Regions from separate parts of the Homo sapiens genome. Here region 1 is linked to region 2. A link is a loop called in an ENCODE intact Hi-C map of the cell type or tissue named here. Cell type or tissue: ovary. All regions are shown on one strand. Links, peaks and the distances in the headings refer to the core of each region. The heading gives the core; the rest is flanking DNA.

Region 1 (2,916 bases), core at 273-2,772, 52 kb before region 2:
GAGAAATTACCATGAAATAGCACTGTGACCAATTAGATACACTTCTGGGAAATTTTAGGTGTAGGTGAAGCACCTTTTTTCATTCATTCTCTGTTTCTGATAGTTTGGACCCAGAATCAAGCTGACAGTTTATCGTGTAGAGTAGCAGCCTCCTGAGGTCAGCGCCTCATGCATTGTCTGGTGCATGAGCATTTCATGATGCTTCCCAGAGTGAGTTCTTCCAACTCTAGCCTTCCTACTCCTTCTTGGAGATTCCCAGTACAGCCAGAGGCCCTGGGAAGTCTTGCTGTAAAGTCAGCTGTTTAACTGCTTAACCCAGCATCTCCCAAACTTATTTGACCAAAGAACCCCCTTTTCACGGGACACTGTTACTAACCCATTAAGCTAGTGTTCTGTGGAGCACACTTTGGGAAATGCTGAATTGGAGCCCAAATATTACATTCAGTGCAGAGAGAATCTGCTCGGAGATGTGGACTCCAGTGCTTTATTTTGCCCTCATTACAAATATTGATACTTTAAATGTTTGCTGAAACAGGCTGCTTTGACTCTTGGTGACTCGATACTTATTTATGGTGCTCAGCCAGTTATGCCCACGTACAGCAGGTGGGCAGCCCACAAATAAACTTAGTCCGTCTGTTTCCCGAGACACAGAATGCTTCCCCTTATCTTCCAGCATTAGCCTGGCCCTGAAGCCCCTCTTTCGAGGGTCTCTGCCTCTCAAGCTCCAGGCCAACACCAGCATAAAGGACCCCTCTCTGAAGGAAGGGAAGGAGGCTCAGCTGGAAATAACAAAATGGATTTTCTTACAGGGCTGACACACTGTTTTCCAAACCACTCTATAAATGTTTTGATTAAAAAGGGATTGCTCTGAGAGATCGCAGTTATTTGGATATATATATGTCCTTGTATATTAATGGGGGAAAAAAATCTGTCTCACTCCTTTAGAATCACACCTAATATGTCTTCCTTGAGGATTTATTACAACAGCCATTGTAGGAAAAAGCAGCACTCCGGTGCCTGCCACGACCCACCCATTTAACAAAGCAGCGTGTGGGACTTGGGCACAGATGGAGAGGCATTTGATTTTGTCTGCAGAAGCTTTGTGCTTTTTAATTTGGTCGCAATTCAGCCAAAAGCTTTGAAGCATTTTACCATTAAGAAATGGGGAAGCAAAGGCCAGGCACAGTGGCTCACACCTGTAATTCCCAGCACTTTGGGAGGCCGAGGCAAGCGGATTGCTTCAGCTCAGGAGTCCGAGACCACCCGAGGCAAGATGGTGGAAGCCTGTCTCTACAAAAATGCAAAAATGAGGTGGGTGTGGTGGCATACTCCAGTAGTCCTGGCTACTTAGGAGGCTGAGATGGGAGGATTGCTTGAGCCTGGGAGGTCGAGGCTACAGTGCAGTGAGCCCTGATCGTGCTACTGCAGTCCAGCCTGGGGGACAGAGTGAGACCCTCTCTCAAAAAAAAAAAAAAAAAAAAAAAAAAAAGGAAATGGAGAGGCAGGAAAGGATCAAAGGACAGGATATTCAGTGGAAGGGAACGTGTGGGTTCTTACATTTTGAAAGACAGGGACGCTTTGAGTCATGAGCGCGTGTAACGTCTACAAGGTGGGGTGGGAAAAACTGTAGAAATGGCCGGCTGAGGAAGCTGCGGGTCATCCGGTGTCTGTCTGTCATCACATTTAGTCAGATGGGCAGTGGAGTTCTGTACCTGCACCCACTGTTATGAAACGTCAAGTGAGAAAGAGGGCAGAAAAGTAGCCATCCTAAGACAGTATTTCCGAAAGCTGAGTGATAGCTGACAAATCTACTCAAAAACATTTTTTGAAAATGCTTGTCCCCGCCCCCCCCCAACAATACACACACAAAAACACTCTCTGGATCTTACGTCCTGTTTCAAGCACCTTTGCTTTGTAGTAATAAATGCAATGGGAGAATCCTGAAGAAATGCATAGAAACTGAAAAGAAGATTCTGATGGTTGCAACATACAACATATTAAAACTTTTGTGTAATGATTGTATTCTTTTATTTGTTTGGCTTTATGTGATAGTTAAAAAGTGCCAGTTGGTAAAACGTGCTGCTTATGGTGATAAAAATAAAGGTTGGTCCTATGATCCTTAAACGTAATTTCTTTGGAAAAATAAAATTAGATATTTGACTTATGGCATGTTTTCAATGAAGGTAACCCAATTAAAGTGTTTGTTGGGACCTACTTTATTTATGGATAAAATGGTTCTAAATTACATTCAATCATAAATCTTCATTTTGGTGAATAAGAGTAAATTATTATTTTTCATTATGCTTTGGCATATCTCCTTCTGGTCGTTTTTCAATGCCTTTTTTAAATCCTTGTTGAGGTTGAAGTTGTACTGCACTACAATTTGATATCCTCTGTTTTTTTGGGTTTTTTTTGTTTGTTTGTTTGTTTTTTGAGATGAAGTTTCGCTCTTGTTGCCCAAGCTGGAGTGCAAATGGCACAATCTCGGCTCTCTGCAACCTCCGTCTCCTGGGTTCAAGCGATTCTCCTGCCTCAGCCTCCTGAGTAGCTGGGATTATAGCCATGCGCCACCATACTCGGCTAATTTTTTTATTTTTGGTAAAGATGAGGTTTCTCCATGTTGGTCAGGCTGGTCTTGAACTCCTGACCTCAGGTGATCCACCTGCCTCGGCCTCCCAAAGTGCTGGGATTACAGGCATGAGCCACCGCGCCCGGCCTGTTTTTTTTTTTTTTTTTTTTTATAATGACGTAACAAGCATTTTTTTCTTTAAAATACATAATTTTAGACTCTCTTGCATTCTATTACTTGTTCTTTCCACAACTGTTAAACGTTTTGGCTGCTTTGAATTATTTATTTTAAGTAATCCTGTCATGAACATCTTGATGATTATCTGTTTCAGCCCAGAGTAGATTACC
Region 2 (2,916 bases), core at 115-2,614:
TTTATACATTTTTAGTGATTTTATACTTCTTTTTACACATTTTTATAAAATATTTATAATGAATCCAAGTTCATACTGAAATAAAATTATACCACTTCATAAGTAGTATACCTGAAGTGAGTATACTATAATATACTAAATAATAAATAATAAAAGTTATAATAAAAAATACTAATAGAAAAAATATCACCCGAATACAGTTTGGGTAAACTTTATGGAAATGTAACACATACAGAAAAGTCATACTTGAAAATTTAGCCCCATACATTTTCACCCGATGAACACACCCAGTGCTCAAATCAAAACTCCCCCACCCCTTTCCAGTGACTATACCACCTCCCAAAGGGAATGGCCACTATTTTGATTTCTAACACATAAGTGCATTTTTATTTTTAAAAACTCCTGCAATTCACTTAAACCATGATTCCCCAGTCTCCTTCCCACAATGAGTTTGGTGTGTTTTTTCTCATTCATTTTTTAAATAACATGTACATACAACGTAAGTTATCTACCTGTGGAAATGTATAGTTTTGCTTTCTGAATACATTGTAACTTTTACATTTATTTATGTACAATTTGGTTTCCTGCCTCTGCCAATATCTGCACCTCGTTTTCTCCCCGGCAGCCATACGTGTTCCGTAAACGTGGTAAATAAATGAACGAGTATGCCAGGTGCTGGGGCTATAGAAGCGTACAACACAAACACGTTCACTGCCCCCACCCTCTTCTGGTTTATAGAATGTGATTGACCAGAAATTTGTCCTAAAACCTCTCCGAATGTCCTAAAGTAAAGTCCTACAGCTACAATCTTCGTCCTTCCCTGAGACATCCCATACCTCAGCGAGCTCTTCTTGCTGGCTGACTCCCTTCCTGGGCTAATAAAGGGGCGCCTGCTCAACTTCCCCATGCTTCCCACCCACCTTCACTGAGCTTAGCCCCTCTGTGTATAAATATTGTCCTTCTACCTTCATTCTACAAAGCTCAGCATGTCTCCTAGAACTAGCTAATAACACAAATGCGGTGAATAGGATTTTGTGCTTGAGAGTTAGAAGACACGGGTTCAAGTCCTAAAGCTTTCACTCTCTGGGTAACCCTTGGCAAATCACTCCACCTGTCTGGTGTAAGTTTTTATGTCTATCAAATGAAGGGGATGAACTGAAAAGCTCTAGGGCTCCTTGTAGCTCTAATATTCTGTGATTTTTATGATGAAAACTACCAACACGTAAGTGCAGACAGCTTATTTTTCTACAGATAGCCTAAGTCCCAGTGATCATTTGTTTCTCCTAGGGGAGGCTTAACACTTCTGAATCTCTGTTTGGCTTCTTCATTACACAGGTCTGTCTCACCCTAGCCCTCTACTTTGATAAGGCAGACTGCAAGTGGCAATAGTGGAAGGCAGACAAACAGTTCTTCAGGAAGGTTGACATGGATGATCAATACTATCCTTGTAAAAATGCCAGCAAGTTTGAACACTTCTTTAAAAAACATCTTCCTTCAGAAAATTGTCTTTTGAAACACCATGACCTGATTTTCAGGGAAGGACTGATTACAAAGCCTGGGGTTTCTTGCCAAGGCAGTGAGTTTTTGACTCCCACTGGATGATTAAAGACTAAGGGAAAAGCAAAACAACAAGTGCCTCACATCCCTACTGATTGCATCATGCTGGGTTGAGATCCATGGAAACTGAACTGCTATCTAGACAACAGGCTGGCCAATCAGCACGCACGTGGGATCAGCTGACCATGGGGACCCTGATTTCATAAAAACACCACTTGGCACCTGGCAACACAAGTGCCCCCTGTTCTGAGCCATTCCAGTGTGTCTGGATCTGCTCTAGTTCTACGTATGAGGACTAACTCTCTAGGAGTGGGACTGGCTTGGTCTCAACTCTATTTACTCGCTGAGACAACAAAGACCCTCCGGACTTTGGAGACTGAAAACATGGGTCATATCATCTTCTCTGGGCCATTTTGAAGTTCATCTGTAAATCACTGTCTAATTTTATTCTAACAAAAACATTGAAATTAGCCATTATTGGCCCCGTTTTACATATGAGGAAATTTAAGCCACTTGTCCAATGTCATTGGACTAGGGCAGAGCAGAATTAGTTTTCATTGCACATCTTAGGCATCTTAGCCTCAAGTTACACTAAAGAAAGCTTCCAGGGACTGCAGTCTCCCCTTCCCCTGACCCCTAAATATTAGAAAATTTAGGGTACATAAAGTTTATCATTCAGGCTGGCCTCCGTGGGCCCCTCAGTTCCCCTTATCTGTTAGTGAGCAGGAAAGAGGCCCATTGGGTACCCCTGGGGGGCGCCAAACCATCAGGTCCTGTGGGCTTTGCACAAGAAACAAAACACATGGTAAAAGCACTTCCTCTGACCCTTCTTCAAAACAAAGGAAGTGATAAAGTTGGAAAGACTTGGCTTTGAGTGGCCCTGAGCATGAGGCAGAAGCACACCTGGAAGTGGTTTCTGGGGAAGGAGTTCAGGGAAGAAGAAAGAGTGGAGAGTGAATTTTTTGTGTGTGTTGTCAGGGGACATCATTTTGTTCCAGAGTCTAGCACTGGCCTAGTGCATAGTAAGGAGAATGGGATAAACCAATAAATCAACGTGCAAACACATGTACTGATACTATGGGAGAAGTACCTTGAAAGACACTGTCGGTTTCTCCTCATCCTCAACATGGCTCTATCATTTACTAATATGCTCAAGCACCCTTACCCTCAGACACACACTATAAATTAATTCTTCACTCAACATTGCACTCACCTGGAGCTACCTTTCTCTTCACCATTAATCTTTTGGGAAACAGTAGTTTACATCTCTAGTTTCTTAGCATCACCCACTTCCTCTTTAACCTTATGAAGTATTATTTACTCTATTAGAACAGCACTGAGTCTTATCATTTTTCCATT

Evidence for each region. Peaks named below come from ENCODE experiments on the same cell type or tissue, not always from the same donor. Only the 100,000 strongest peaks of a DNase experiment are listed, where the experiment ranks them.
Region 1: a loop joins it to region 2, with 2.7 times the contacts of the local background. A loop is called at or near these places in 4 of 110 quality-filtered maps.

The regions. Positions count from the first base shown.
Region 1 is chr9:2,173,464-2,176,379 of GRCh38, forward strand. All of the region lies in intron 29 of SMARCA2 (SWI/SNF related BAF chromatin remodeling complex subunit ATPase 2), which reads left to right. LOC107987043 (a long non-coding RNA gene) reads right to left here. Exons shown (of 5, transcript XR_007061395.1): 4 at 1,558-2,916. Among named protein-coding and RNA genes, the nearest start is that of SMARCA2, 160 kb to the left of the region's middle. In ovary, for the core only: no CTCF peak of the experiment used is centred there; no DNase peak of the experiment used is centred there.
Region 2 is chr9:2,225,995-2,228,910 of GRCh38, forward strand. All of the region lies in intron 2 of LOC107987043 (a long non-coding RNA gene), which reads right to left. Among named protein-coding and RNA genes, the nearest start is that of SMARCA2, 210 kb to the left of the region's middle. In ovary, for the core only: no CTCF peak of the experiment used is centred there; a DNase peak (open chromatin) is centred at 1,657; H3K27ac peaks cover 2,121 bases.